2 separate regions of the Mus musculus genome follow, and region 2 is linked to region 1. A link is a loop called in an ENCODE intact Hi-C map of the cell type or tissue named here. Cell type or tissue: left cerebral cortex. All regions are shown on one strand. Each heading gives the region's core, and the rest is flanking DNA. Links, peaks and the distances in the headings are about the cores only.

Region 1 (16,509 bases), core at 7,657-10,156:
GGATTGTGCCCTGGATGGGTGCTGGGAGCCAATGAAGTCTAAGAAGAGTAGAGGCTAGACTGAAAGTGCCAGAGTTACCCAAGAACAAGAAGGTGAACTTTGAGAAGAATGTCCTTTGCCTTGGTGGACCTTGGTAGCCCTCACCCAACACTGAACATGCTACAGGACATGGTGCTATGGTGGTTAAAAAAAATCTCAGGTGTGTATATCAAGAGCTTGGCTTTTCTCATGGCTCCTCAGGTCTCCTCTCAGTATGTCTACCCTTCATCCACAGAGGGACAAATACCTCTGGACCCAACATCAGAGTCAGCAGCTCAGTGGACAGTAGTTTCAAGTGAGCTGGAAGGAGACCTTGGCTCCAGATGCCAGGAGCACATGTTACAAAGGTTGATGGGAGACCTTTCTGGTTCTCCAGCCAACCTTCCTTAGGTCCAAAAAAGCTGTGAGAGGAGATTCAGTATATAGGCCAACATCTGACTCTAGAAACTACATCCTCAAACACTTCTCCAAAACAGCCCAGATGTCCCATGGTTGGCTCCATCTGGCCCAGGGGTGGGGAGAGCAGCTGCCCCATGGTTAGCTCTACTTCCATGGGGATGGGGAGACCAGTGGAATGAAACATGGGATAGTAAGTTAGGAAAGGATTTCTGCAATATGTACTTATATCCACAGCCTGACCTCTATCAAAGTTACAGTGGCCTATTGAATCCTGGTCAATGTCACTAGAGGACAAATGTGACAGAGACTGCCTCCTGTGGTTCTGTGATTGATGCCCTAGCATCTTACACTGGGATCTTAGCCAGGGCTCAGTCCTCCTAGGAATTTGTCAGTAAGTTAAGGGAGGCCAGGTCCTGGCTCCCAATGGTTATTCTCAGGGGCTTGTGGTCCAGGGAGACTTGAATGCAGGGGATGTTTGTAGTGATGTGTCTGTTCATGGCAGAAGGGCTATGACTCCTGCTGGGACCACAAGGATCAGTGTGGTTTCTGTGCAGCCTTGTTTCCTAGATGGGTATTTGTTTATATGTTTCTTTTCAAATACCTGGGAAGAGCATAGCTTCAAGCAAATATCATCAGCTCACGCATGTGCCCTATACATAGGCACTTGTGCACACAGGCACACATGTGTCCTACACATAGACACTCATGAACACATGCACACATGTGTCCTACACAGACACTCATGAACACATGCACACATGTGTCCTACACATGGGCACTCATGCACACATGCACACATGTGTCCTACACATGGGCACTTATGCACACATGCACACATGTGTCCTACACATGGGCACTCATGCACACATGCACACATGCACACATATGTCCTACACATGGGCACTCACATGCACACATGCACACATGTGTCCTACACATGGGCACTTATGCACACATGAGCATATGCACGCAGGGCTACATCCAGCAGCCACCATCTTTCCTCTTCAAAATCATACATATTTCATAAAGCTTCATGCAGAGTGTGTGTCTTCTGATTTATGGTAATTGTCAACAAAAGCAAAAACATGGACAATTTTAACCCTGCAATAGCTAGGAGTTAGCTGGCATGAAATTACACTGTTGTTTTTCTTTTCCTTTACAGTGGGGAGGAGGCTCCAAAAGACTCCATCAGATGAACCTCTGGGGGCTCGCATGCAGAGAGGGTATTGTCACCCTAATTGTGGTTCAGTGTATGCACCAGGGCTGGATCCATACAGGATATCGCCTGGGCAGCCCATGGGCTAAGGCTGGAGGACTTTGACTAAAACTGATTTCCATATCAAACCCAATTTAGATGAAACGTCTTGGTTGAAAAAAAAAATAACAGTGCATCAATAGCCCCTTGATTAGATTTTCATCTCTCAAGCAGACAAATATGAATATTTATTACCATGAATGCAGATTTTTCTCTTTCTATTGCTCTGATCTTGAATATTATCCATTACTAATTTTTATGAAAATTTGGGCAACATAATGTTTTCACATAAACTGACAGTTCTTGAGATAACCCCTGGTATTGTCTGGTTGAAAGTGACAGCTTCCGCTCATTCATGTGTTAACGAGGGATTAAATATTGTTTTTCACTCCCATAATCTAAGATGGACTGGAAATTAAAAATTGAACATTGTATATTAGCAGGGCTTTGAGGACCAGAATTTGTTTGCATTCACTTAGGGAAGATCTGGAAATTAGCAGCTTAATAATGTTGCTGCAGAACGTGGCCTCATAAGCACTGCTGACATTTTTCAAGTAAATTCATTACTCTACCTGCAACACCCAAATGAAAAGGCCTCCAATAAACTGAAAGGAACAGACAACCGTTGCTCCAAAAAGTAAAATCTCAACACAATTTGTAGAGCCTTTATGTCTCTACCAGGGCAAGCTGACTGCTTCAGGTGCGAGAGGCAGGGATACTGTCACATGTCTCCACTAAAGGTTGACCAAGGAGGGACCTATTCACGTAGTCCTACCTGTCCCTGCTCATGGAAGGTACTCTTTACAGCAATACAATGTCACTAGGAGCCACACCTCACCTGGTGGCATTGTGATACAGCTTTTCTCTTACTGTTACCGATTCATGGCTATGAAGTAGTAGATAAAAGACAGTACTAGGTTACCAGTGACCGTGGCCAGTATGATGACTGAATTATGTTCCTCCAAAACCTGCTTGTGAATCTCTGACGGGAAAGCATCTCAGAGTGTAGCTGTATTTTGTAGAGAAGGTCTTCTAGAGGGCATTATGGTAAAATGGGGTGAGCTCTTAAAAGAAGGGATTAGGACTCTTATAAAGTGATTGCCATTAGAGGACATGGGGACAATGTCATCTATGAGCAAGGAGAGAGGCCTCAGGGAACTTATAGGAACCTCTGTATGTACCTCAATATTAGATTTCAGCCTCTAGACTTAGGCAAGGGTGAGTATCTGCTGCTTAGGCCACCTTCTAGATACAGGGCTGAAACTGTCACCACTTATACCTGTCTTTGGTAAGAATGAGAAAGATACTAAAATACTTTACTCACAGACTTCTAATAGTTTAAAGTAAATCACAGAAACACATAATTTCAATTAATTATCATTTAAAAATGTTATCGGCTTATAAAGAATTGGGATTTATTTTGGCATCGTCAAATAGAATTTCTGTTGTTTCTCCCCTGCTCCCTATTTCTCACCCTCCCTCTTCTCTCCCCTTCCCATTCTTATAACTTTCTTTATATTTCATCTTATTTTTTCATATGTACTCTGATGGTGGAGCTTTAAAATGTTTAGAGTCAATGGGACAGATGGTTAGGTCTGTAACAGGTATATGTTTGTTAGAGAATGACATGTTGGAGAAATGAGACACAACTTGAGTTTAGAGCCACTTAAGAAACTTAAGCATACCACATTCACATGGGAGAAATGTTCAGCTGTAGGCCAACCAGCCACTGACACTGTCATTTCTAGACAGGACTGGGGCATCTCTGACTCCTGCGTACTATGGGTTGATTAATATCTTTTCAAAAAAAAAATGCTCTAACCCTTCTACCTAAACTTGTGTGGAAGCAGGACTTTGGCAGGTGTAATCATATTACAATAAAGTCATATAGGGTAGGCTATACCCTAAATCCAACATAGAGTTTTCTTAATAAGAAAGGATACAGATACACAGATACCCACATTGCAATGTAGGGAGGCAGAGCTTGTGGATATGCATCCACAAGCTAAGGAGTGCTATATTAATTACTTTTCTCATAGCTTTTACAAAATGCCCAATGTAAACAACATAAAGAGAGAGGAGCTTCCTTAGGCTCATGGTTTCTAGAAGGTCAAGTCATGGTCACAGGCTCGCCTGGAGTAAGGCTGACCATCCAAGGCTGCTCTTCACTTAATGAATTACAGGAAAGAGCCAGTTACCCCTATTTCCTTCTTCCAGGACCGACCTTCCACAGTTCCAGCTCTTCTCAATACTCCATTCAGATTTGACTTTATCAGTGGATTGATCAATCATCCACGGATTAGGTCACAGCCCTCATAATCTAAGCCCCCCTGGAAATACCCTCAAGAGCATGCTGAGAGATGTGCCTTACAAATCTCGTAGGAGTCTTTCAGTCTAGTCAATGTGGATATCAAGGTTAAGCATTACAAGGGGATCATTAGAGTGCAAATTACCCAAAGTGGGTTTTCCCTAAATATGTCAGAGCAAGATGGGCCCCTCTACACTGAAATTCTAGTTTCTAAGACTGCGGGAGTAGCTTTCTGCTGAGCAACTTCACCTAGGTTGTGGTATTCTGCTTAGCATCGCTGGGACCCTGATACTCAGAAAACAGTACTGTGTTTCTGGGAGACAGGTCAAATTGACCTTCAGTTGTAGGAGACCCTGGAAATGGGTAAGCAGAGCCAGCCATGACCGAACAGATGGAGCAGGAGAGCAATTTGCAGGAACACATGGAATATCACGGTTTACTAATAAGTTCCTATCTTCTGTAATTAAGAGGGTAGAGTCTGCTGGAATGAGAGTCCAGGAGGCTGACATGAGTGGCTACATTGGGCCCCTGGGTGTCCTAGTAAAAGCAGTGTAGAGGGACAGGTCGTGCTGTAGTGTGAGGCTTTCTTGTCTTTATTTTCTAATCACAAAGGCAAGCAGGGACTTTTTCTATGCCATGGAGACTGTGCTCCTCTTGGTAGGCCACATGAGCTAGGCGAGAACTGATGTGTGTTTATGGTTATTGAAGTGTCTGGCTTTGCTAGGGGCAGAAGTAACAATGACATGCTAGGCCAAGGTCCTCGATGACTTCTGTGTTCAGTGGCCTTTCAGTGACACCTGCTGACAAGGAGCATAAGTATAGCAGTTGCGGTGGAGTGTTTAGGTAGGCACACACCTATCTGTCTGTTGGAGAGCACTTGCCAGTTTACAGGTGGACCCTCAAGCGGGCATACTCCCATATGTTATAGGGCAAGATGGTCTCTTTACCAGAGTGCAGCAGGTAGGTGATATGAGCAGGGTGTGAGTGGGTGATGCAGGTCAGCTTGTGTGCCTTTGGCTAGAAGCACCACAGGAGGCTTTCTGAACAGACTGAGTGCTTGCCACCTCTCCAGACCTCAGCTTGTTAAATGAAAATCACCTTCTGCTCCCAAGCTCATAGGCTCCATGGTCTCACAGGAGCCAGGAGCCATCCTGCCCATGAAGACACTAGCCAGGGTGGTTCCTCTGCTTCTCAAGGTGAGAAAGGCAAACATTGTCAACCCTGGGCCAGGTAGCCAGTAAGTCATGTCACTGCAGTTGAAATATACATTATGCAATTTTTTTTTTCAAAAAAGCATATGAAATTGTTAGGAAAGAGAGAAGAGCGGGTAGCCACCGTCTGATGCAACTTACTTCATTTTACGTGACTATTTACTTTGATATTGAATAAAAATTGAATTTGTTACTATGGCAACTGCTACATCATATAGTTGCTCTCTGCCTCCGAATCACAGGGGAGCATGAAAGGCCCATGTGAGCTTGGTGCTCTCGGCGGTGGTTCAGGAGAGAAAGGTATTCACTGTAAGTTCATATTTGTGCAAACGGCAAGTACAGTGGGACGAATGTTGGTGCAGTTTTCTTTGCCGTGTAGAGCAGTGGAGGCGGGAGGTGAAGAGCTGTTAGCCTCAGGTTTGTGAAGTCAGAGCTGAATATCTGCTCCCTGAGCCCAGGAATGGACAGGCTGCTGGGAACCTCAACTTCTGTCTAGTCTGCTTACCACTCATGAGGGCTGTGAAGGAGCTGAACACGGAAAAGCGAGATGGGGCCCCAGATATTTAATGCAATTTCATGCAGATTTTCCTTTTCAAACACAAATTAGGAGTCCTGACAAGTCAACAGTCTTTTCTCAGGCCTGTGCACTTTTGCATTTAAGAGGGAAAAAAAATCCGCTTCCTTTGTCAAGAAATGCAGATTAGAATAAAATGAGGTGAATGTGCATGGAATGCCAATGAGGGTCCTGCAGAAGAGAAACAAGAGCACCCTATTCCCTATCCCAAGGGCAGTGTGTGTCCCCAAGGAGTCAGGACATGGCTCCTTCCCTGTCCCCACTGGGAACCCCCAGTGGGGAACAGAAGGGGCTTCTGGTGTCCTGGGGAATGCCTGTGGAACCTGTGGTTTCCCCAGGTTCTCAGAGGGCCTGTGACGCCTAGGGCACAGCACTCTACACTGTGATCATAGCAAGCTTGTTCCCAGATGATCCATGGGCTAACGGGGGTGAGGGAGTGTGCATGAGGCAAGCACACATTCTCATTTCTCTGCAGGGCCTCCTGGCATATGTGATCAGACATGGCAACAAGAACATCTGGAACCCAGACCCCGGCGACCTTCACTCGAATGCCTGCCACATCTGTATTTGCCACTCCACTCACACCTCACCCCCTTCTTATACATGCTTGGACACACGTTGGTTGCTCCCGTGGCTCTTCTGAATACCTACAGGCAGGCTGAGCTACCCATGGTAGAGACGATGGCCACCCAAGGAAAAGCAGCGATTCTATTGCCCAGAAATGACACCTGCACGTTTGGCTTACAGAGTCAAAACAAAATGAACCAAAGGAGCAAGAAGGGCATGGTGGGACTGTTACCACAGTGGCATCGCTGACAGCAGCACAGGACATTGCCGAATCACTGTCACTCAGCCACACCACATTCCATGTGGGAACCACAGCACATACTTCCCAGGGACCATTACTCGAATAGTCACAGGATATAAGTAGCAAGGAGGACTAGGTGAAGGTGATGGACACTAGATTGGAGCCTGGAACCCAGCAAGGCTGGACCACTGTCTCATACATACCCAAGACCCCAGGCTTGCAGAATCCCCTCCTATTTACAGGTTCACTGACAATGCTGATCTCCTCCATGCAACCAGCTGTGTGAAGGGTTTCCCTGAGCTCCTCCCACATCAGGGTGCACAAGCACCCACTTCACCACAGGCCTGTCCTGCCTCTGCCGATGACTCCCAGTGCTTATCATCCTTGACATTTATCTACGTGCAACCTTCACCGAAGGTCAGGGGTGGTTTTCATCGCGTACTGTGCTCTGCCTAGGAACAACACACCCTGTGGGGTGGACACAGATACATGATGGCCAAGGACACCAGTGTCACAGTCTATCAGAGTCAGTGGAGACCCAGGTGACTTTACCATCTCCAGGGCTGCCTGCTCACGTTGGTGTGGATGTGTTGTCACTTAGTACAGTTGTATGCCATCTTTATGTAGATGGTACAGTGTGATACTACTGACTCAGGGCTGCTGCACACACTCCACATAGTAAAAATCTCCTGTTTTTACTGACGCCCTACAATTATATTCATGGATCCAAGGGGAAACCTGCTAGGTGAGTGTTATGTAGGGATTCTCTAGTCCAGTTTGCGGCATCTTGAATCTCTAATGATTTCAAAGGAATAGGCCAAAAGATACTGAAGAACAAACTTACAACCTCCAACCTCACCACAGGATGCCTGGCCTGTGAGCAGCAAAGTGTCTGCATGTGTATGTATTGCTGCCTTAAAGGCACCAATGTGTCTGCACATGTATATATGGTTGTTTTAAAGTCAGCAATATATATACATGCAGCCACCTTACAGGCAGAGTTCTTTCTTTTAGTGATTTCAAGGAAATCACAGAATTCTCCTGATTTATTGCACTACAATCATCACCTTCCTCCAGTTTTATATTTTAAGACTCCCCCTCCTTTCTTCCAACTCTTTCTTCTTTCATAAAGCTTTTTATTCCTCTCATTTCTCTGCTTGGCGAGTGGACTCCTTACATAAATGCTGCAAGTTCAAACTCTAAATCAAAAGATCAGGCTTTATGTTTTTGGCACAGAGGGCCCCGCCGCACAATGGCTCTCCCATTTGATTTGGCCCAAATATTATTTCAGGACCCAAGCTCCTCTTAGCCATCTAGAGCCACTGGACTGGACATGTTTGTTTACTTATTCATTTATTGCATGTGTGAATGTGCATGCATGGACACATGCCACGATACATATATGGAGGTTTGAGGACAGCCTGTGGGAGACAGCTGCCTATCCCACCATGTAGGACCCAGGGACTAAATTCAGATTATCAAGTTTGACAGCAACTGGCTTTATCCACTGAGCCTTCTCAATAGCCCTGGGCTGGGATTTTTGATGAAAGAGGCTTAAAGCTACAACACTTCCATCAACAGAGTATGGTAAGGTGGGATTTGGAGAAAATGAGGCTGCTTCCCCATATCACTTCCTCACACCTCGTGCTTTTTCTTTGCAACCATGGATCCCCTACACAGGGTCTCAGCCAGGGTGTGCTTTAGGAGAGCCCCAGTAGTTTGTGGGGCAGAAGCACCCCAAGAACTCTTGGGGTTTCCAATGGACATGGAAGATGGACTTATTTGAAAGCATACAGTCCCTTCCTTTGAACAAAATTCTTCCTTAAGCTCTGAGTAGCAGGAGCATCAGAGGCACAGGGATGGTTACAGGGGTTTGGATGTCTGTGAAGAACAGTTATTGAGCTTGCACAGGCAAACCTCCTTGACTCTTAGAAGAGGTCTGGAAACTTTTTGGAGAGGTTCCTGAGAACCCACATCTGGTCTCAGCCACTCCACTGAGTGGGAAGCCTCTCTCCAGCAGGAGGAGCTCAGTTCCACCAGAGTAGCTCTTGCCCCTTCCCCCACAAGCACTGCTCTTGGACTCCTCCCTGCTGTGGTCTTTAAGGCCACCATGGTGATGCTGGGCCAGATAGTCTGTTCTGTCTGCCTTCAAGGTTGGGCAGATAAGCTTCAAGGCTGTTTATGGCTAGCATCAGAACTAGAAGCAGCCCCACTCCATAATGAGGGGGACCCATGCCTGGTGGAAAACTTTCTAGGCTGGTTTCTCAGCACATTCTGAGCTTTTCTTCAGGGCTATTATAATTGTCCTCTGGAGGAAACACAGCTTCATTAATGTGACTAAAATGTGAAAAGTTTTCAAGGTGTCAGAAATTAGATTTCGAAATACATCAAAATACCACCCATCTATTCGGGATGCGTGTGTGCACCACAATCTCCTCATTTCCTGTAAATTTTGTTTTGAGATATTTCTATTTGGCTTAAAAGGTTCTAATTCTGCTATCTGTCATCACACGTGTGAATTACAAGTGCCTGGAGCAGATCTGTAAATGCTGCTAGATTTCTAGCAATCACACTCTGCTTTACATTCCAGAGTCAGGAATCAAAAGAATTCGAAATACGCTAAAAGAAAAAAAAAAAAAAAAAGAAAGAAAGAAAAGAAAGAAAAAAATTCATCAAGACCAGGCTTACTGGATGAGAGAGTTAAAATTAGGAAAAAGATATGATTAGGTTTCTAAAAATTTTCTCAGCTTGAATCCTTTCCTCCCATTTTGCTACTGTAAATGTTCTCTGCCTGTCAGAGCAGCTTCCAGCCTAGAGCTGGCAAGGGATATGCCAAGGAAACATGTGGAGAGCTGGGCTCAAGGCCACGGCAGTGATACCAGCCAACGCTAAAGGTTCAAGAGGCACCAGCTTTCAAAGTGGCTGCTGGTTGAAGCAAGGGATTATAAAATAGATATTTGGGATAAGGGGCTATCTCCAGGAAGCACCGTGGCAGCAGGCTGAGCTCTTCTGAGGGCTGCTGGCTTGAATCTCAGGAGCAAAGGTGACTAGCATGGCAGAACGGTGAGGCTGAGGTCAATGGGGAGTCTCCTCCTGCTAACTCTGTCCAGACATTTTATATCTGCTATCGAAGAAAACCTGCACAAGCTCTTCCAAGGTAGACTGACCTATGCTACAGTAGAGGATACAGAACCATGAGGTAGACTGTTTACCATGAGGTAGACTGAGGTAGAGACACTAACTACCTGTAGAGCAGCATAGAACATGGAGCCACAAGGTAAGAAGAAAGACTACTCTAAAGGCATCACTGCAGAATGGAAACAGATATTTATGGTGAACACACAGGCAACCAGAGAGAAAGCCTAGATTCCTTGGTAGAAGGAAAGTGCTGGAGGCCAGAGCCTGTAAGGTGGGGTCATAAGGAGGATGAGAACACAGCTTTCCAACCTCTCCACCCCAGAACAAGCAGCTGTGTTCTGAACAGGCCACTGCAGAGCCAATCCTCAGGCTCAGGGTAGGGTATGAGAGTGTGGGTCTTATGAAAGAAGCCAAGAAAAGCTTGGAAAATGCTTGAGAACCAGGTCTATCTTAAGCAATGGGGTTGGCCCACTGTGCATCCTGACTGCCCTGGAGCAGCCGGAGGCCACACTGCAATAAGGGATGAGGTATTCAGCAACCAAACGCATGAATCACACCGTGGCCTCCCGTGTGAAGTGGGGTCTTATGCACCTGCTGCCTGTTCCTGAGTGGCTTACACACTCAACTCACGGTGTCTACATTTTCTGAAACTGGGCCATACCAATGAGTGCTGCCTGAATGTGGGTTGCTCTCAATGGCTGGATGCCACCATTTCTCCCCAAAGAAGAAACTGAACTGGAAATAGCCCCCAGCACATAAACTTGTCCTCAGCTAGAGGCAGGCAGTAACATCTAAGTGCCCACTGTCCAGTCTCCACACCACACTGTTCTCTCTGACATGGCCACTGTCCCTCATTTAGATATAGGAGATCTGAAGCCCCAAGACATTTGGCTTCTTCCTTCCTTCCACTTCACTGGCTGTTAAAGAAACAGTAAATAATCAGAGTGTCTTCAGCTGTCACCTGCTCTGCTCATCCAGCATAGCCTCAAGAACACACAGAGAAGAGTGACATTTGTCAGGCTCTTAGAATGTCCTTTGAGAAGTTTCTATCAGTTATAGACTCTCTCACTCTGCTGTCAATAACTAAGGCGCCCCCAGGCACTCAAGCCCTCTTAAGAGCTTCCAGGAAGTCCAGGTCTCTGAGAACAGCCACCAATTAAACAGCTACTGGCTCCAGAAGCCAAAGACCTGGTTGCAGAATCAGAGCCTCTGCAAAGCAGCTTTGAGTCTCTAAGTGGTTCCGTAAGGACAAGCCAATGTATATAGCGGGGAACACTTACAAACAAGCACTCCTTAATACTTAATTAACTTTAATGGCAAGTGCTGTGAAATCTGAATTTCAGACACAAGAGCATAGATTGGCTTTGGTCCACGCTGACTTGTGAGTGGCTACATGCAGCTCCCAGGAGGAACCTCAGTCACTGTTACATGTGCACTTCATTACACTGTCAGTTGGCCAAGAGAGCAGCCACCAGCAGGCACAGAGAAGACATAGTGTCTGGTTGCAGCGAGGCAATGGCTGGACACCAAAGAGTCTGACAGCATCAAGTCACTTCAAGGACAGATTCATAGCTCTGCACCTTTGTTTAAACACACATGTCTAAGTAACAAAGACACCAAATTCCCAAGGAAAGAGTGATTTCCAGGAACTAACTCATTTTCAATAATTTAAGTCCTATACATCATCATCTTTCCTGGAGTTTCCTGTTTGGTTTGTGATAGATTTTTCTTGGGGAGATACAAAACTATGATTTCAAAGGCATAACATAAGTAGTCACATTTGCCTACACCATTAGTCAGCATCTATAAACACTGGGAGGACCGATCTCCTACCAGCTGAGCCAACAAGACGCTACGTGGATTAGCCACACAATGAGCCAAACCTATGCTCTTGAATTTCACCAGCCAGCCAGCACTGAGACACCTGGTGGGCGTGAGGGCATCCATCTCTTATAAGGATACTCCTCAACCTACTCACCGGCCTGATTCCACTTTGAAGGATTGTCAGTCCAGTTGCCTTCTCCAGCTGGTCTTTGTTGTCAGCTGTGAGAAGAAAAAGAAAAATCAAAAGAACGTCAGCATAGAGAAGGGTGGGATATCGGAGAGTGTTCTCTACTGATGAATTCTCTCAAACAACTGTTTGAGCCGTCTGACTTCATGGAGATGCTATGTTGAGCAACAGGGGGGACATGGACATGGAGAACCCCATGTCCCACTCAGTATCTGGTCTGCCTCAGCAAAGCACCTCTCTATACTTTCTACGCCATCTTAGAAGGCATGCCATGCTAGGCAATCTCTGGTCCTTGAGGATTTGATGGGAAATTGTATGTAAACACACTCTGCAAACTTGAAGTTCTTATTTTAAAATGGTGTAATGTTACATGTATGTCTATGCATATACCCATTGGGAAATAATGTTTTGTTACTAGCACCCCATGCACTTGGAAAAAGCTGCCTGTCTGTTTACATCACAGGATCCAGGCCTTACTTCACTCCCTTTTAATCCACGTCCCCATCAGAAACATCAAAACATGATAGTTTTGTTTCAATAAAAGCCCACCTTTATCTGCTCCCGACTTCACATGAGGAAGACTTTCAGAGAACAAATTCTATTTGATATGATGCCAGGAGGAATGAGCTCGGGGAAACAATTAGCAGATGTAAATGAAGTCTTAGCCGTTGCAATGCCAGGGCAGCAGACACAGCTGCCCCCGCTTCCCAGAGAGGAAGTATGTCACGAGGCAATTGACCCTGGCTTATGATTTAGTAGAAATATTCTTTTGGATAAATCTCCTGTCATTTTGGAAATAAAAACCAGAAGAAAAGAAAACCTAGAATTTTACTGAAAGACCCATGAATGGAGAGAGCACTGCAATTGCTGTTAATACAGAATGAGATAACAAGAAAGGATCAGCTGTGATTACCTGCATGGATCTTGGCTAATGGAATTATGTCTTTGAGAGATGTACAAACAATATCCCATTATAGCCTACCTGCCTTCTCTACCTCTAGGGACTGTCTTATAGAAAAAAAATTCTCCCTTTAACAAATGGACATTCGTTTTTACACGTAGGCAATCCTGGCTGTGCAGAAAGAGTGAGGTGGACATAAAGAAATCCAGGGTAGGGATGGGGAACTTTAGGATCCCTTCAGGTGGTGGCATGATGTGGGGCAAGTGACCACACAGGTTTAAAACTTGGATGGCAAGAGCCTGTTCCTTGAGGTATAAAATGATGGGTTTGCAAATCTCTTGTAATGCCTGGTGGCTATGTGGAGTGGGTTAACAGCAACTCTAAGTAGGCTGACCAAGGACCTAAAGATGGAATTCGTAAACACTCCAGTTCTTGCTAGAGAACAAAGATTTCAGAGTTAGAGATTATATAGAAAGCAGTCAGCCAATACATGACTAAGCTGAATAATCTAGCCCAGGGCCAGCCAGATCTTCCTAGAAGGCAGGTGATTATCTTAGGCCTGGTGGACAGTGTCTCTGTGGCTCCATAGTGTCGCCTTGGCATGGAAAAGTGTCACAGAGCTATCTGGGTGGCTGCTTGAGGGAAAGTTTAGTTACAGAAGCAGCCCAGGCTGAGGAAGCAATTCTTCCTTCTGGAGGGAGCTAGCTGAAAGGCCACCCCAGGATGCCCTGCCTGTAAGGCTGCAAGAAGTGAACCACCATCACCTCTGAGGCCTGGAAACATTGTCCTGGAAAACCACAGATAAATGCTCTAGGTGTGAAAGTACATCGGGAATTCAATTTGGCCAATCTGGAAATTTCTGTTTGCTGTATATGCAAGCATGGCTTTTGATAAATAAGCCTGAACAAATTCAGTCAACAATATGAGCAACCACAAGCAATTACAAAGCATCTGTTACGGCTTGATTGGCCGAGTGGCCTCTCAGGCTCTCAGCCACTACTGTTCGGCAAACCACTTTCAGTGCATGACCACATGTGCTTAGACCCTACAGGGGAGAGCTGCACAGCTCATCCATGGCTTTTCAGGGCAGAGACCCTGCTTTGCCATTCAGAGCTTGGTACCTTTCTAACTACCTGACCAGCACACAGTTGTGCTTTAGGCATGCTTCCTGCCCCTCTGGCCTTTATGAGTACAGTCTGGCCAGTTCAGGGCCATAGACAGGTGGGTGAGATGTCATTTGACTTGGCAGTCTGCTCATGAAAGCGCAGGTGAAGTTTTAGAAGTACAGAGCCAGGCTGGGATGTAGTCCAGTTGGTAGAGGGCAGAGAGCTCTAAGTGGAGCCAACAGGATCAGTTGTTACATAGCGAGCTTGAAAAAAGCCTGGACTACCTGCCCAAAGAAGAAGGAGGAGAAGAAGAGGAGGAAGAGGTAGAGGAGGAAGAGGAGGAGGAAGAGCAAGAAGAACAAGAAGAACAAGAAGAGCAAGAAGAGCAAGAAGAAGAGGAAGATGAGGAGGAAGAGGAGGAAGAGGAGGAGAAGGGAGGAAGGAAAGAAGGACCTCCTGGTCGATTCTCAAACTAACAGCAGGTATGTGCTGTAATCTAAATGATGAAGTAAATAAACAACAGTAAAGCATCCTCTGAACACTTGTTTCAGCCGAGCTCCAAGGCAGGCTCTGTTCACAGTTTCCCTTGCTAAACCCTTGAAGCCACCCAGACTATAGGCTCCCTTCTCTACTCCACAAACAGGACAGAGGATTCTCAGCAAGTGTACTACTGGGGAAAGGGACTGTATTTCTGAGCTCTGGGTCACAAGCCACTGTCATCTATAGCTTCTGTCCTTAGGGTCTGTGACAATCTATAAAGAGGAACACCCTCACTGGCCTACCAGAGCATTGATTTATAGAGCGTAGCCATTCTCAAAACCTGGGAGTCTGAGACTTGCTCTGACAGTCTGGGAAGACAGTCCATTCTAAAGATCTGCTATTCAGACCTGAAAGAAGGAGTCACTCATCAAAATTTCGAGAAAGCGAAGAGCAGTTGAACAGTTGTTAAACCCTGGACCAGCTAGCTGTCAAGCTATGTGGAGGGGAGGCTTCTGGTGGAAGGAGTAGAGTATTAGGTAGACCAAGTAGAGGGGATAGGGCCACTAGGTAGAGGGGTAGAGAACCAGGTAGAATGGGTGGGGCTCCAGTAGGAGCCATTGATACTCCAGATAGAAGGTTCTGGGAAACCTTTCATGATGAAACAGGGTGTTTTGTTTTTCATAAGTGCCTTGAGGTCTCCTGAGAAGGAGGTTTTGACCTACTCAGCACACAGACAGTTCAAAGCCTTTATGAGATGGGATATCTTTGAATAACGACACAGCTTTCTGTCCCACAAGACCATCTGAGCAGTCTGTGGAATCCCATGTATACTGCTATCTTGGTTCTCACATCTGAACTCTGTTTACCACTGATCAGTGGCCCAGCTGTACTGGAATAGGTTGGTCTGCTTGGTCACCAGTCAGGGCCTCTGGTGCTTCCTGATGGCACTGTCTTCATGCTCAGGATACAGGGTTTATTTAGATTTCTCTCTCATACTTGGCATCTCTGGAAGAGCCTCCCCACCCTTCTACCAACATCTTGCCACTTTATGTCTTAAAAGTCTCAGGTAAGATTATTCCCAAGATACTTGCCCTAAACTATGGAGTCAGTCACATTCATGTTTGGTAAATAGTCCCCTATCCAGACTCCACCCACCATGGCTCAGCTCTCAGTATAGAGAGGATCTATAACTTCTAAGAAATTTTAAAAAAGAAAAAAGGCCTATTTTCAAATTTACCTTGAGCCAGTATAGTTCAGCTACAGTTGAACAGAAAACACTGGTCCCCTGTTCATCTCTGTTGGTCTAGCTCCCTATACCCAAGTAAAAGTTAGAGTAGAAAATTACTAACAGGCGAGTTTTCCTGGAGACCTGCAGAGATGACACTCTCATAGTCCTGATAAGCTTTAAAACAATTAAAACATATAGAGATGAACCTACATATGGTCTATTAAGAAATAGAGAAATGTTAAGCATCAGAAGGTAAAGTAAGTCCTAGATGATGTGTAAGGCTGAGCCTTCCTGATAACTCAGCCAAAGAAGAAAGGGAGGACGGGAACTGGGTTCTCTGTGTTCAGCCACAGTGCCCACCATTCTGGGCTCCTGTCTGGCTCTGCAAAGTCATAAAACAAAACAGTCTTGCTTTCTACTCTGAGTCTTCAGTGCCTTTATTATGAAGTGAGGGTCCAAGCTTCTCATACCTAGCATCTAAGTTAGGGAACCCTGAGCATCAGTCTGTAGTCCCTAACATGTGGCTCAGCCTACAATGCTTCACTCTCCTCAGGGTTTGCTCTGTGAATGGCTGTGAGAATTATGTAGGGAGACAGTGGATAACCATCTTCCTTCCTAGGAGAGGTCACACGTGTTTCCCAGTCTATATGCAGCTGGGGAAGAACGCCTGTATTTGGTCAATTTACTCTGAAGTGTTCCTAGGCTTTTTACCCAGAATGCACCAGGATGGCTGCCTCCCTGTGGATAAGCCTTCTTTGTTTCCACATGAAAGGCCAAGCAAGCAAACAGAAAGGTCTAGACAGTAGGTGCAAAACAGACCCCACGAAGGGGCCTGCTTCTGCCTTCTGTTGGTTCCTGTGGTTCCTGGTTTCATTGCTCTGCTTAGTAATGTCTCCCTGTTGACACATTTGAATGACTCTTTTTTTAGCTCCAGGGCATCAGGAGCAGTTAAGTATCTTGATTGGGTAACTGTAAACGTGGATGGGCATCCAGCTCTGAGCCCTGGGTGGGAGAAGCTTCCCTGAGAGCTCTGATGACCACAGTAGCCACA
Region 2 (16,509 bases), core at 5,218-7,717, 380 kb after region 1:
TGGCTTCACTTGACAGGTAAAGGCTGAGCAGAAAATAACCTTGGGCTGTTCTCCCAGTGACAAGCAATGCCACTCCATCTGCTAATGTCCAAAGCCCAGCTTTGAAAGAGAAGATTTGTGCAAACCAAGATAAAGAATGGAAAGCAAAAACAAGAATCACCCACAGGGAGGACCTGGAGGGTTCTCGGCATCAGAAGAGACACCTTGGACAGCAGCAGTAGTCACAGGGCCCTGTGGTCTTGGAGGACCTAAGGTTCTCTACGGGAGAACAAGAGCAGGAAGGGCAGAGGTACAGTTTTAGACATTTGTCTTTGCAGAGTAGAGTACCCTGAAGGCATATCAGTGGAGAAAGGCATCTTTAAAACAGGTGGAAGGAACTGAAGGAGGAGAATAAAAGGGACAGGGTCATGGAAAGGACAGTGGCTCCCAGTGTCTGACAGGAAGCCCAGCAGATGCCCAGAAAAGGACATAAGAAGCTGGGGACCGCTTATGTAAATTCACTGCAGCTCAGACAGGGCCACTGGGTTCTCTTGCAGTCTCCTGCCCATTGGTCCAGATTGTCAATGTATTCACCAGGGTTCTCTAGAGGAACCTACAGAATGAGTGTGTGTGTGTGTGTGTGTGTGAGAGAGAGAGAGAGAGGGGGGGGGGAGAGAGAGAGAGAGAGAGAGAGAGAGAGAGAGAGAGAGAGAGAGGGAGAGAGAGAGAGAGAGTTTACAGGCTGTGGCCCAGCCAGTCCAACAATGTATGTTTACCAATGGAAAGCCCAAGAATACAGAAGTTGTTCAGTCTATGAGGCTGGATGTCCCAGCTGATCTTCAGTATACACCGGAGTAACGAAGAAGTAAACTCTAACGCCAGAGAAGGAATGGTCTTGCTGGGGAGGGTGGGGGCAATAGGCAAAGAACAAAAAGCTTCCATCTTCCATGTTCTTAAATAGGATGCCAGCAAAAGGCCTGGCCCAGGTTAAAGGTGGATCTTCCACGTCGAAAGATGAAAGGTGGGCTTTCCCACTTCAACATCACTTAATGAAGAAAATAATCGCTCACAAGTATACCAAGCTTGGGTTTTAGTTAATTCCAGATGTAGTTACCCTAACAATCAAGAATGTTGTCATCATAGTGGGTAAGATTAGATTTTTGAGAAGAGGATCCATGTCCAAAACAGCAGGGGAGGAGCTGAAAAACTAAATGTGAAAAGGAGAGGACCAGGAAAGTCCAGAATCTGAGAAGAACAATGACACAGGTTTGCAGGGCTCTGTGAGCAGAAAGCTGCAGGACAAGGCACACCTGTACTGACTCCAAGGCTGCTGCAGGATGGGGTCCCTGCCACTAGGAGGAGCACATCTCAGGGTCATGCTAAAGAGGTTGGGTTAGGAATGTAACCTCTATGCACAGGTTCACCTATATCCTAAATGGTAAACTCACTCAAAACTGCAACCCTAGGCTAAGAGAGGCTCCTACTTCTACTGTCACGCCTGACTGAAATTCCCACACTCTCAGTAGAGTAGCTTTGCATTAGGAAAATCAAAATGGCCCCCTAGAATGCAAGCCCCATGGAGATAAGTTCTAGGTTATGTGCACTACTATGCACTCAACGTTTTCTATGGGGTACTCAATATTTGTTGGGTAATTTTAAGCCCTTCCCCCAAATGCCATACATTACACCTACGTCTTCTGATGCAGCTAACCTCTGACCTTGCACAAGGCTACCAAATTGACTCCAATAAAGAGAGGGCTCATGAATGGGAGAGAGGGGTCTACTGATGTCTCACTTCTTCTGCATCCTGATGAAGATGAACATAATTCAGAGAATGCACTGAGGTACCCTAGTAGCCATGACCAGCAGAGCAATACATCTCTGGAATAAGGCTGCCCAAAGTGAAGGATAGGCTTAGCAAAGAAGGATAGTACCACACAGTGGCCATGTGGACACTCCCTGCTTTGCCCCACTGTAAACACACCAAAGGATCACTGTGAGGCAGGGCAGAAGGAAAGAACATCTTCCCAGGCCTCTCATGGCAATACAGTGGTGGAAGAGTAAGTGGCATGTTACAATCAAGAAAGAAGAAAACCAAGAGATGAGCTCAGAGGGCATCAGACAGGTCTGAATAGCAGACAACTGGCCACACTTGAGATCAGACCTAACTAACAGCAAACTGAGAGATGCCCTGCTAAGGTCAGGGCCATAGGATTCATGTGTGCTATTCCCTTCGTGGACTCCATGCAGAGAAACAGATGCATCTTTGACACCAGGAGAAAGCAGTGAACTCCCCCATTACACTCCACATACAGCATGTCCACTCATGCTGGGGAAGAGGGCTCGCACATTGGGCCCCCACTACTCATGCCTTTCTCCTGACTTTTTACCATTCAGATATCTCAGCCAGGGTCGCAAGTCTGTGGGTCATCATAGCATGGTGCAGTTGATTCGCCCATCAGGATTCTGGCTTAGGGAAGTACACAGGTTCCTGAGGCAGCTACCTCTTGTCCATCTTCTTCATCACACCATTGGCTGAGCCAAGTTGAGCTAGAAATGGCTCACCAGAGTACCAGCTTCACTCATAACCCACCAGAGTCACAGTGCCTGGGGCTTATACACTGCATACCTGGAGGCTCTCAAGATCTGATTGAGCTGTCCTTTGGCTTTAGACACAATTAGTTGCCATTCACACAGGGAAATCCAGAAGGAGCCCAGTGAGGTTGATCAGTGCATGAACCCATACGAATGCTTGCAGGTGGGCAGGTGGAGACTGACTACAGTCAGGATAAGTACAGAGACAAGGAAGCAGTTTTAGTTCCACCAGTAAGAGTTCTTTTCTCACAGACGTCATGAGCCTTTTGGTCTGGTTGGTCCATGAACGGTGTCCTTTGAGCCTTTGCCAGCAGCTTTGAAGCCCAGATGAATTTAGCTACGATACCACAAGCTTGATCTCTACTATCAAGAAGCCAGATGTTGGTTTGTAGTGTGGTGTGTGTTTGTGTGTGTGTGTGTGTGTGTGTGTGTGTGTGTGCATGTGCATACACATGTTTGGGGTGCATGTTCATGTGGAAGCCAGAAGTCAATGTAGAGCATCTTTCTATGTCTTTCCCCACCATATTTTTTGAGACAGGGTCTTTCATTGAACCAGGAGCTCACTAATTTGAGACCAGCTGGCCAGCAAGCTCCCAGCCTCCACCACAAGCCCTGGAGTTACAATGTAGATCTCCATGCCCAGCTTTTCCATGGGTTCTGAGGATCCAAACTCGGATCCTCACACAGCAAGCACTTTTCCCACTGAATCATTGCGTTTGTGTGTTGATGATTTTGTCAACTTGACACAAGCTAAAGTCATGTGAGAGAAGTGAACTTCAGTTGAGAAAGTGTCAACATGAAATTGAGCTATAAAGCATTTTCTTAATTAATAATTGATGTGGGAGGGCCTAGCCCATTGTGGATGGTGCCTCCCCTGGACTGGTGGTTCTGGGTTCTATAAGAAAGCAGGCAGAGCAAGCCATGAAGAGCAAGCCAATAAATAGCACCCCTCCATGGCCTCTGCATTAGCTCCTGCCTCCAGGTTCCTGCCTTGCTTGAGTTCCTGTCCTGATTTCTTTTTATGAAGAACAGCAATATGGAGGAATAAGGTGAGTAAGCCCTTTCCTTCCCAAGATGCTTTGGCCATAGTGTTTCATCATAGCAATAGAAACCCTAACTAAGATTAAATACCATGATGGCTTCAATGAAATCATTAGGGATCAATTGTCATGGAACTGTGTGGGAATCCGGTATTTTTCATTAATGTGGCACCCAAATCAGAAGGGGACATTTGAGCTGAAGTCTACTGTAAACCTCCTGGCACAGACTTAGAAGACCCTCATGCCACTGTCTCTTGTGGAGAAGGTCATCAATGACAAGCCAGGACATTCATTGGCTAGAGACCCTAAGCCATATGGACCATGGGGCTGCCTCACCATGGCCTTGGCTCTCCATTGACATATACCTATGGCACCTCTCATATCAAAGTCCATGCTGGTCTCCAGGCTCCTACAGTCCTCATTCACAAGTAGATATTACACCTTTCAAATTCCACACTAGCATTCTGGTCCCTATCACACCCATCTCCTCTACCCTAAACTCCTAGGCCTGATCCAGTTCTTGAGCTTCTCTCTACTCAGCTACTCCTTATTGCCCCAAAACCTACTACTCTCTACTCTTCTCTCTGGCTACTCTCTGCTATCTCAGCATATCTACTGTTCCTGATATTCTCCCAAGCCCTGGCTGTGCCCAGGCTGTTTTGGCTTTGTTTGTTTGTTTGTTTTTGGGGTTTTGGGTTTTGGGTTTTTTATTTTGTTTTGGTTTTCTCTCTGCTCTGGACTCTTCAAGATGCCTCTAGAGATTTTGCTCTCTCTTGTGTGTACAACAAAAACATTCCCTCAAGGGAGCAACCACCACATTCTTTTCTTTACTGTGTCCCCTTCAAATATACTCTTCAGTAAAACTACTCTCTGGAAATGTCCAGGGAAGTACGTCTTCTGAGTGGTTCTAAATCCTGCCAAACTGTTAATGAAGATTAACCAACCATCCCAGCCCCATATTGTACAGTCTGCACCAAGCTGCTCTCTGAGTAAGCTGTTAGGTCCCCACCACTCATCATTGGTCCATAGTGGGAGAGTCATGATCTCAGATAGAGTATATACAACATAGCATCATTCACTGAGTACTGTTATGGTAGTGGAGTTGGTCTGCCTCCTATTTAGAGTCCCTGAGGTGGTTTGGATTGCACGCCCCGGGCCTGTCCCTCTCTAAGCAGACTAAAGCCATCTTTAATCACCCAGCCACCTGGGCCTGCTTGCAGCCGATTTTCACCTTGAGATGTCCTCTGGAAAGCCGATGAAGGATCTCAGCAGCTAGTCTGGCCGTCATGGCAGTTTCCTAAATAATCCAACACATCACAATGCAGATCTTTTCATTAACCCAGAGGGCTCTGAGCTCATAGGGATTATTCTCTTTTCAGTCCCAGGCGCTGAAGATGTGTGCTACACCCTCCTCCTTGCTGACTTCACTGGTGCACATAAGAAGCCTGCAGAATCTCCCTTAAGCCTATCAGTGGTCTCAACCTATTAAGGTCAGAGTTGTTCTCCTATCTTCGATGATTTAGCCAAAATAACTGAAGTCACTTAAAAATAATCAGGCAACCTCTTCCAGGGCCTTTGAGGCCTTTGGGGTCTTTGGGGCCTTTGGGGATAGTGTCTTGGGCTGCTATGTAGTCGTACATTATAGGCCTTGGGGGCAGTGCAGGACTTGGGGGCTAAGGGGTCAGACACCTAGAATAGCTACAAATTCTTCCTGTACTGCTTTATATGTGGCATGTGGAGTCAGGAACACCCTAGCCAACGGGCTTCTCCAATACAAGATTAAATCAATCAATCAATCAATCAATCAATCAGGGGTCAGAGAGATGGCTCAGTGGGCAAAAATACTTGCTACACAAACTTGACAACCTGAACTCGATCCTCAGAACCCATGGTAGGAGGAAAGACCAACTTCTGAAAGCTGTCCTTGTATCTACTCCAAGTGTGTGTGTGTGTGTGTGTGTGTGTGTGTGTGTGTGTGTGTGTGTGTGTGTCTCCCTCTCTCTCTCTCTCTCTCTCTCTCTCTCTCTCTCTCTCTCTCTCCCTCTCCATCTCTCTCTCTCTCTCTCTCTCTCTCACACACACACACACACACACACACACACACAAGAGATATAACAGCACATAGTAGTCTCATTCCTACAAAGAGTACAACCTGAGCCCTTTTATAAAGATCAGCTTTGCCCAATATGATTTGGAGTACCTAGCCAAGCATGGTTTGGTTTTCTATTGCATCCTAGAGTTAGATCATAAGGAACCAGTTCAAGCTCCATAGACTATGTACCACAGCCTGCAGGAACATAGCTTCTGACTATTATACAGGTGATGCATATTTGTGATTTTGGTAAATCTGCCTGCCAACACCTTTGGAGTTAATATGTGGTACTGTGTAGTGGATACACCCGACCCTGTAGTGTCTAATTTCACACAGTGAAGCATAACACATAGCAGGCCACACCTGGCTATCCCAGTGAACTAGCATGATGTCATCAAGTCCTTCCAGCTTCAAGACATCAACAGATCGGAAGGTAGTCCCACGGCAGCACCATGCTACCACAACCAGCATACCTGCCAAGATACTGTGTGCTGTCTAGTCTTTGTGGGATTCACCTCCAGCTTTATTCCCCACACACTGGATTGGTTGGCTGGTAGGGGGCACTGTGGAGTAAAACAAAAGTCTCTTTTGTTTCCCTGATGCCTTGGGCAATGACGCTAACCAGGATCAGTCAGGCTGGGGCTTCAGCAGCCCTCAATATCAGATGCATTTATTTATGTTGGCTGCTTGCTTGATCTCATTTCATCCCACATGGTCTCTTACTCATGGTGCTTGTGCCCCCTGCTGGGAGACTTAGGTAGAAACACTAGGCACCATTTAGCCAAGTACCAGAGCAGACACTGGGGACTTCTTTGAGGAACAGTAGTTCAATGTAGTCACATCACCTCTATCCTAGGGACTTCACCATCCCCCAGAACTTGGTGTGTTCCCCCTACTGCCTCCAGTATCCATTTACCCAAGAGTCCTAGATCCATGTCACAGGTCTCCAGATCCTATATCTCTAAGATTCCCAGATGCATACCCTAAACTAACAACCTCAGCAATGCAGGCCCCTCTGCCTGATAGGCCCCTCTGCAATGGCTCAAGTGGCCACAAAGGATGCCTGGGTTAAAGGAAACTCTGTGAACCATAGCTTAGTCCAGACCTTACCTATTCAGGTCACTGAGGCCACTGAATGCAGCTGCTCTGTGCCTAGGCTCTATAGAAATTTCTGTCTCAATGTCATACCTAACAGGGACACAGCATACAGCTATGAGGACATGGTCACTGCTCCTAACTGGCAAGTAACACACACACACACACACACACACACACACACACACACACCTTTGCCACTGGGCAGAAGGATCTGCCTGCTGTGTTATGGGGTGGCTTGCAGGTACATGGGAAGACTTAGACTCGTGAGACTTGGGAATACCTTTCCAACAGTAAAGCAGCATACCCTACACTAAGATCATAAATAATAGTCTCAAAGAGAACCCCCACATCTGAGACTTGTGGTGTGTTTCATGGAGAGAAGGGAAGCTTACCCTGGAACACACTAGGGTCCTGTCATACGCCCATGCTTGTGAGTAAGCCCAATGAACTCATCAGTTACTTCAGGTGGGAACTGGGAGGGGTGGGGCTTCAGTGGAACTGAGCTTTGGTTTGTCCTTGTGACCATAGAAGAGGAATGCTGCCTAGTGACCTCTAGGTCCCCAAGGAGAAAATTCTCCCGGACAACTCTTCCCCAGCCAGGTGGACACAGATTTAGAGCAGCCTTCGAGGGTCTCTTCATCCAGTCACACTCCTGGGTAGCTACTTATCTACTCGTAGTGCCAACAACTATCCAAAATTTGTGTCCTGCTCTGCTTATTCACACACCTTTGGAACCCCCCAACCCCTGCTCACAAAGCAGCCACACAGTTGCAGAACAGATGCAGAAAAAGGGAGCCTGGTTTGAGACTTTAGTTCTAGAATTATACCATGGCTTGGGTTTTTGGGTTTTTTTTGTTTGTTTTTGTTTTGTTCTGTCTTTTTTTCTTTTTCTTTTTTTCTGCAGACAGTCATCAGATGGGAGCCTGAGACCAGAGGCAAATGACTCTACTTCCCTCAGCTACAAGATGGGAGTAAATATCGTTCACATAGGACAGTGTCTAGTCTGCAAAGGGCCCTGATAGAGAGAATGCTTGGCCTCTGGCTGGGGCAATGATGAGCTGGAGGTCTTCAGACTATATGCAAAGGCCCCCAGGAACACCAACAAGATAGGAAATTGTCCTGTGGGCAAAGATAAATTTGGTCTTCAAAGTCCTGGGCCCTAAGCCATGCAGATGGCATCATAGCCTAGTCTGCAATCCTCCCTGCATCTTCTAAAATATGAAGCTGCAGAATTAGACATCTGGAGAACTGCCACCAGTTCACTTGGGGACCACACAGTGAAAATCAGTGTCTCCCATCATATAAGCCATTGGAGTTCCTGCAGAGCTTCAGCTCTGTGCAAATTCCCTTGGGGCAAGAAGCAAACCTCACCTGGACCCAGCTGATAGAGCCACCACCTGCTCTGCCACCTTTGTCAGAGAAGTCTGTTTGCTCAGCTATACTGACATCTGGTGGCTATCAGGGCTGGATAAAAATACCTTCATGCCAGGCACAGAAAACCTAAAGACATAAAGACACACACCCTGCATGTCTGTGGGACTGAATGCAAAATCAACCCAAGGTAGTATGATATGTCTTCTAATCTCAATAAACCAAAAGAAAAAGGCACAACTGCCTCTTCCTGGGCAGATCACAAAGGGCAGGTTAGCAGAGCTGACCCAGAGTGGAATCTTAAGTCAAGTTTGAAGACAAGGGCAAGAAGAGTTGCCGTGCATCTTTCTTTCTCACCAAGGGAAACATAGACGTGGAGGATACTGACATTAGTGTCCCCTCACCAGAATTAGATGCTAAATATGAGTTCCTGAAAGTTGACGTTTATTACTGAGTGTCACCAAATCAAATTAATAAAATGAGTCATTCGATGAGCACAGGGAAATTCCAAATGATCAGGAAAGAGAGTGCACAGATTGGGGTTCCTCTGTCTGCAACCCTCTTTAAATCCATGACTCTCTTTGTAACTTGGCTACAGCAACAACTCAGCCTCAAGAAAAGAAAAGGAGAGTGGGTATTGGCATGTCATTTAGGCTCCGCCCCACAGTTACCTGTCAAAAGCCAGGTAAGCCTGACTCACTATAAAAGAGGCTGCTTGTCCCCTCCTCACTCTCTTGCTCTCTTCTCTTCTCTTCTCTTCTCTTGCTCCCTTACCCTCCTCTCTGTCTCTTCCCATTCCCCTCTTCCCTCTCTATATGCTCATGGCCTCTCTCTCTGTCTCTCTCTCTCTCTCTCTCTCTCTCTCTCTCTCTCTACTACCCCCTCAAGTCCCCTCCCTATGCCCTAAATAAACTCTATTCTATACTATACCTTCATGTGGCTGGTACCTCAGGGGGAAGGGATGCCTCAGAATGGGCCTGCAGAAGCACCCCCTCCCATCATACCGTGCCTGCACCAAACATCTCCCTGGCTCTTCTCTTTCTTTTTATAAAACACAACAGTGGGTCCAATAGGTCAATTGGACAATGCAGTGGGAAGCATCTCTCCCAGGAACTCTGTGCTTGCAGAGTAACTTTGTGTTTGTCTCTTCTATCACAACACCATTTGAAACACTGTTACTGTGAACATTATTTTTAAAGAAACAATATTAATTGTCATACCATGAGACCATTCTGGAAATCACTTTTCTTCTACTTAATAAAAAGGCCTACAAAGACCATAACCCTAAACCAGTCTCCACACATGATCTCAGAGCTCTTGTATGGTGTCAAAGGGGGACTTATAGAAGACAAAGATCCTATGGATCTACCTGCAGGTGGAAGTGCCACCTGCTAGGCTCAGGGCTGCCAAACTATACCTAAAAAAGATAGGAGCTGGAGATGGATGGCTGAGCCCTTGTTAGGACAATGAATTACCAAGGAGAGAAGAGGGGAGAAGGAGAGGAGATCCAGGCAGGCTTTTCTGAAGCCTTCACACACTTCTCCATACTGTAAAGGTATAGTACAGAGTCTACACTGTAAACAGTAGAAACCTGCAGGTGCCTTATGTTGAGCAAATGGCAATGTATGAGACATGAGCTTGCCCTCTGCAGAGAGCCAGGGCGGGCTGAGGACCTCCATAGTGTCTCTAAGTGATGACCTGGCTGATTATCATCCCTCTGACACTCCAGGAGGAAAGAGCAGCCCTCACAGAACATATAGAGTCCAGCAAATACTGAAGGTTCTGGTAAATATTTTAAGGGTAGAAGAAGGTGGTTTTTAAGAAATTTGATATCACCTCTCTAAAAACAGTTTGGTTTTTCAAAAAGGGAAAAACTGGTGTCTTCCTAAGCTGGCTTTATGCACTTGCTTTCCAAAGTTTGGGGGAACCGGTCCTAGTGCCTACTTCTGAGTCCATGCAGCTCAGCTGTTCCAGGGAGCCCTGAGGCCATGTGCCTTTAATGCCTTTCTCCCCTCTTCCTAGCGTGGCTACCTGTAGCTAACTATTGAGAACTTTCTTCTCTATACTTTGAAATGGGTTCATGTAGACTTGGCTGGCTACAACTTTCTAAGTGACATAGAATGGCCTGCAGTATCCTGATATGCTGCCTTCACCTCCAGAGTGCTAGGATTACAGGCATGTGCCACCACAATTACAGGCATGTGCCACCACAACAGTTTTACGTGGTAAGAAGCATCCAACCAGAGCTTTGTGCATGCTAGCCAAGAACTCTACCAGCTGAACCACATTCCTATGCCTGGAGAGGACTTTTTGTCACTAAAGAATAAGTATGTCCCAGATGAACACACTCATGTTTTCCTTTGTTGAGAGTAAGTTAAGGATCTTCATCAGTTTTCCTTTTTGAATTTGCTTGCCTGAGAGTAAGAGTCACCTTCACTCATGTAACACTGACTGCGCAGGTCCAAGTGGACCAGGCAAGCAGCAGCAGTGTGGGCTGAGCTTTGTGTCTGCAAGTAGAACCCATAGTGGCAAGCTTATGTCCTTCTAGACCCACGGACCAAGAGCTGTTGTGGGTTGACGTAGATTCAGGGGCCAGGTGCTATCATGGGTTAAAAGCTCTAAAAAGGCCACAAACATTAAAGCTGTGGCTACCTCTGAATGTCACCCTCAAATAACCCCTGTGCTAGTGGCAAGTTGCCTATGCTGACTGGTGTGTTGACTGTTAGTGGATTTTCATACATTCAGTCAGGGGACACTCATTCTTTAAAAAAATACATAAAATAAAGAATTTCTTGCACCAGCCCAGTGCCTGCTGAGAGTCACCTTTAAATGGTTACACGCCTGAGAATACTCCGAATCTGAGTTGGGGCTATATAGCAGCCACCTCCATGGCACAGCTACTTCTCCAGCCTCTGAGGGATAGGACAGAGGTGTCAAGCAACCAAGTCTTCCAAGGCACCTGACCAACTTTAGCCAAAGCACTCACCAATCATGACCAGGCAGAGCATCAACAGCCTGACCATGTCACCAGCAATCAATAGCCTGACCATATCACCAGCAATCAATAGCCTGACCATATCACCAGCAATCAATAGCCTGACCATATCACCAGCAATCAATAGCCTGACCATATCACCAGCAATCAATAGCCTGACCATATCACCAGCAATCAATAGCCTGACCATGTCACCAGCAATCAATAGCCTGACCATGTCACCAGCAATCAATAGCCTGACCATATCACCAGCAATCAATAGCCTGACCATATCACCAGCAATCAATGGCTGCTGGGGCTGAAAGGCACATTGCTGGTTCCTTCAGACCCTAAAAGGCCATCAGGTGAGCCAGCAGCCAATTCTGTCTCCTCCTAGTCTGAGTTTTTACTGGGAAACAGGGACCTCAGATGCCAGCTGGTCTACCACCACATCTGGTAGAAGCATCACATTATCCTCCCCATGCTGCCTACTTCAGGTGAGAACTCTCTTCAGAGGTCAGGCTACCCCATGATTTCAAGGGCTGACTGTTCAGGTGATGGGGCTTGATCAGATTCACGATATGGTCCTGAGGACATCATGGAACCCTTTCAGGCTCCTCCCCTGTAAACTCAGCACAGCAGATATATCTTATCCATGGGGTCACACACTAAGGTCATGTGCATACTGACTTGGAGACAAGGACCTGGCTCCACGTGACTGTCACATTACCTTCCTTACCTCATAAGAGTAGACCTTCATTTTAACATGATTGAGGATCTATAGGAAAATCCACAGTGAAGATGCCAAGTATGAACCAAAGTTGTGTTCAGAATGTAAAGCAATCCTTTGTCTCCTTTGTAATGAGTTGGGGGCAAGAGGATACCAGAAGAAGAATCACACAAAGTGATTCTGTTTAGTTTCTAGAGTATGTTCAAACTTACTCTACGGTTAACTTGACATATACATCCAAACACAGGATAAGTAAACGAATTGCATATTTAAGCAAATAGAACACAGGGACCTAACACTGGATCTAATAAGAAGACTCATCCACCGAGTTGGGAAGTCACTCATACCCACCCTGGATCTGGATCTGTAGCTCACAGGTAGATGAGACTTGTCCCTGGACCTTTCCTGCTAGAGCCCAGTAGGGCTCATACCTCTCCCAGAAATCACACAGGTTGTCAAAAAGTGCCTGTATCACACCTTTCCCCCTGTTTTCCTAAAGAAGGCCCAGGGAAAGGGCCTCTGTGGTTTGAGATATATCCTCAGTTCAGATCCACAAGTCTCTGAACTTGAATCATCCGAAGCAAGAAGGCGCCACACAGCTGTGCCGCTCAGAACACCTGGACGTGGTAGTCTTAACTCAGCGCTTTCCACCCTGGGCTTCCTCCAAATACTCAGGCTAGGCCTTCCCAGGGGACACCTAAGTTGGGCCACACGGAGGTGATACAGCAAAGTCTGAGCAACTCAGAATACCAAGTTCAGGCAAACGGAGGAGAGTCAGACAGAGAAACTCAGAGAATCAGAGGGCAGCCTGAAGCAGAACACACAAGCAGCCACTTGGTACCAACTTCATCCACACCCTGGCATGCAGTGAGCTGACAGGACATGAGAAAGGATTGCCATCATGCCAAGCCACACAAAGCCACGCGCTTAAGGCAAAGGGGCCAGCAGCGGGGAGTGTTCACCTTTAGGCTGGAGTGCTGCACTGCCAGAGTAGTTAACAATCACTATCCACTCCTCTATAAGGAGAGAAAATAACCTTAAAATAGAATCTCTGTGCATCCCCCTGACCAAATTTCACTCCAGTAATTGCATCTGTGAGAAAGAGAATTGCAAAAGAAGTTAGCGCTCTCTGGGCTCAGCTGTAAGTAATACATCAGAATCGCCCGCTGAGAATTCCCATTAAGCAGAAGCTGCTAGCAGCACACAGAGTGCCAGCCTGAGGCAGCCCCCATTTTTATGGCCACAGAGCCCACACCCAGGCCCTAAATCCAGCCTAATTGTGTGCCTCGTGCTGCCCTCTTGCCAAGCCCATATCAATGTGGCCTGCTCTTTGGGCTCCCACTTAACAGCAGAGGTGTGTGAAAAGGGGAGGGGCCGCTCAGCACACTTCCATCCACCCCAAATCCATCACACTAATTGAATGGAGCAAGCTGTTGGAAGGGAAACGTTATTAGACTCCCACGTGAGAGGAGGGAGAAGGGAATCTCCACTAGGTTGGAAGCACAGGGTGGAATTAATGGGCCTGTTCCTGAGGCAACTCTATTTAACAGGGGTTGAGCAGCGCAGCTCAACACAACTCCTTCCCCTCTCTCTCCATGACCATGCACTGTACCTCAGCTTCTGGCTTCCAAGTTCATATCCTCCCTATTTCCCCACCCAACCACCAAGAAAAACATTGATGTCTGTGCAACCTGATCAGGGAAACAGGTGGGACCTCTGACTGGAAGAGACGCACGAGCACAGAGCAGGTTGCTCCAGGAAGCCCTTCCTCTAGCTGGCTTGCACAGGCGTGGGCAGGAGCAGGGACCACACCTGCTGGCCCCTGAGTTCCACCACAATGGCCTTCAACCCCAGCACATAAGAAGGTGACCTCGGACCTTGGAAGACAGGTGCTATCAATGTTTCTAAAGGCTCCCCGGGTCAATTTAGGAGTATGGGGCAGGTTTAGAACGAGGGCCTCTTCCGGAGATAGAAATTACACATCACAATCCAAACCTGTAAGGATTTCTGAGGACATTTCCCCAGCACCATGATTCAATATCCTACACATGAAGAGGGGAAACCCTCAGGGAAGGTATATTTGTTTTCCACCTTTGTTCCTTTTAGGTTCAGATGAAACTCTTGTTCCCCAAACTCCAAAGCTCAACCGGGACTACAGGAAGCTATCTGACTGTGAGATAAGAGCCAGCATTTCTTCGGAACTTCTGAAGCTGGTTCCCACCCACCTCTGGCAGAGGGACAAATGGCTACCTGTGGTGCCTATTAGCATATCAAACTCCTGCTGGCCTCCAGGCTCCCCCATGATCTCAAATACCTGTTACCCATTTCAAACTCTATTCTAACATCCTAGCCCTTCTCACCTCTCCTCTGCTAAACTTCCTCCAGCTCCGGGCATCCCTCCTGTTTCCGCCTCTCCCCACCCCATCTTTCTCCCCACTCCCCTCTCTTTCCTCTCCCCAGCCCTTGCGCTCTCTCTAACATTCTGCTCCCGCGTCTCTATGTATCCTCTATGCCCTGTGTTCTCAGCAGTCCAGTCTGCTGGCCAGGTCTGACCCACTTCATTTTCTTTCTGCTCCAGACTCTCCCTAGATGCCTTTTGCTCATATCTACAACAAAGACTTTCTCCTGAATAAAACCACGGAAGCATGTCTATACGTCTAGCTAACACATCCTGAACTCTGGAAGGAGCACAAATGGACCCCTGTCCAGGGAGCTCAGCCTCTCCTAACCAACCAAGATGCTGACATGTTTCTCCTGGCTTCTGCCACCTACCATATTTAACTCCAAGTTTTAGAGTCCACCTCTTCAACAGCTTCTTTTCTCCAGTTGTTTTCTCCTGGTACTTAGGGTAGGTGTCAACTCAGAGTTGCCTGCTCTGTAGGCTCCTGGAGCCTACTACTGCTACAGAAGTCATGGCATTGCATTAGGGAGTTTCTCTTGCGCTCCTGGGAACCCACCACTTGGACAGGGACACTTTTCATCTGTGAGTTGGGACACTTCTCTCAGAGCAGTCTCTGGGTCACTTAGGGATGCCTCCCGCTGAAATTCTTTACTGGGACACTCTCTCTGCTCCATCCTCGCTCTCCCTCCCCACATGTTCCCAGCTTGCTCCTGGAGTTCCTTCTGTCATGTTTTCCTGCTTGCTCTATTGCTCCAGTCTCTAACAATGGACTCTTCCCATCAGTATACTCAGCTGCTCTCTCCTTACACTCAGAGATCCCATTAAACCTCACTGTCTTGCTGCAAATGGTTTGGCCTGGGTGCAGCACAATGAGCAATGATGGCGCACAAGATGTTCATATTTTTACAGACTGGAACTACTTCTATCACAGTCCAAATGATTCCAAAATCTCTTATCTCTAAATGTTACTCTCCAGTCTCAAAAGATCACGAATCTCTAATAATAAAAATCTCTAATCTTTGTCCCCCTGCTTTTCTTATCTCTGGTCCTTCTGTACTTTGCTGTCTCTAGTGTTCCCATCTGATCACTGGATTGAATCTCACAGAGCTTCAAGTATCTTAGGGATGGAAAATATTTGGAGAATGTTTTAGCCAAGTGTTGGTGGTGCTGTGCATCTATCAGGGTCCCCAATGACTACCAGGAGTCTAAATCCAAATGCAAAAGCAAAGAGCCTTTATTCAAACTTAAGGTCAGACCCTCACTCTCCTCAGATCCATGCTGAAAGCCCGGAACTTCAATTAGGCAGGGTTTTTATACTAGTTAGAGCAGGGAACAGGTCTCCAGAAGTGGCCTTATTTGACAAGGGGTATCTTGGCCCTTGGAGATAGATCCCTGATGACTTCAGCTAGCTTGAGCAGTTTATCTATAACCTCTGGAATTTTAGGCATTTTCCTTCTATTTCCTTTTAGGCTCTGGCCCAGGGCAGTTCTTTCCTGAAATTGCTTGTAGTATTTCTATGAACCAGAGTTCAAACCAGGGACATGCAGGCTCAAAATGGAGTCAGTCAGTCAGCTTTCAAATTAGAGTTTCTCCAGTCACTTGTGCTCCTCAGTGGTGCATGCCTATAATTCCAGCACTTGGGAGGCAGAGGCAGGTGAATCTCTGTGAATTCAAATCTCTCTGAGTTCAAATTCAGCCTGGTCTACAGAGTGATTTCAAATTCAAGCTGGTCTACCAAGTAGTTTCAAGTCCAACATGGTCTACAAAGTTAGTTCCAGGACACCCAGGGTTACATAGAGAAACCCTGATTCAGAGAGAGGGAGAAGAGAGGAGGGGAGAGGAAGAGGAAGAGGGAGAGGGAGAGGGAGAGGGAGAGGGAGAGGGAGAGGGAGAGGGAGAGGGAGAGGGAGAGGGAGAGGGAGAGGGAGAGAAGAGAAGAGAAGAGAAGGAAGAATAGAGGAGGAGGGAAGAGGAGGGAAGGGGATAGAAGAGGGGAGGGGAGGAGGGGAGAGGGGGGGGAGGAGGGAAGGGAGGGGAGGGGAGGGGAGAGGAGGGGAGGGGAAGGGAAGAGAAAGGTTTTATGCTATAAAAAAATCTGGCTCTGGAGTTGACTTATGGCCCTCTCTCTCTCTAGACCCAAGCATGCTTGTTTATAAGTTTTCTCCAAAGCCTCTGTCCTGGGTCAAGCTCTGTGACAGGGATAAGGGGAGCAAAACACAACAGCAGAAT

What was found. A loop is a pair of places that touch in the nucleus more often than their neighbours do. Peaks named below come from ENCODE experiments on the same cell type or tissue, not always from the same donor. Only the 100,000 strongest peaks of a DNase experiment are listed, where the experiment ranks them.
Region 2: it touches region 1 in a loop (4-fold over the local background); 6 of 42 quality-filtered maps call a loop at or near these places.

What each region holds. Positions count from the first base shown.
Region 1 is chr12:117,018,070-117,034,578 of GRCm38, reverse strand. Ptprn2 (protein tyrosine phosphatase, receptor type, N polypeptide 2) reads right to left here. Exons shown (of 23, transcript NM_011215.2): 12 at 11,711-11,775. Among named protein-coding and RNA genes, the nearest start is that of Gm10421, 120 kb to the left of the region's middle. In left cerebral cortex, for the core only: a CTCF peak has its summit at 8,608 (motif pointing right); DNase peaks (open chromatin) are centred at 7,759 and 9,449; H3K27ac peaks cover 773 bases.
Region 2 is chr12:116,638,698-116,655,206 of GRCm38, reverse strand. The region is part of intron 2 of Ptprn2 (protein tyrosine phosphatase, receptor type, N polypeptide 2); the gene reads right to left. Among named protein-coding and RNA genes, the nearest start is that of Gm31336, 110 kb to the left of the region's middle. In left cerebral cortex, for the core only: CTCF peaks have their summits at 6,237 and 6,448 (motif pointing left); a DNase peak (open chromatin) is centred at 6,438.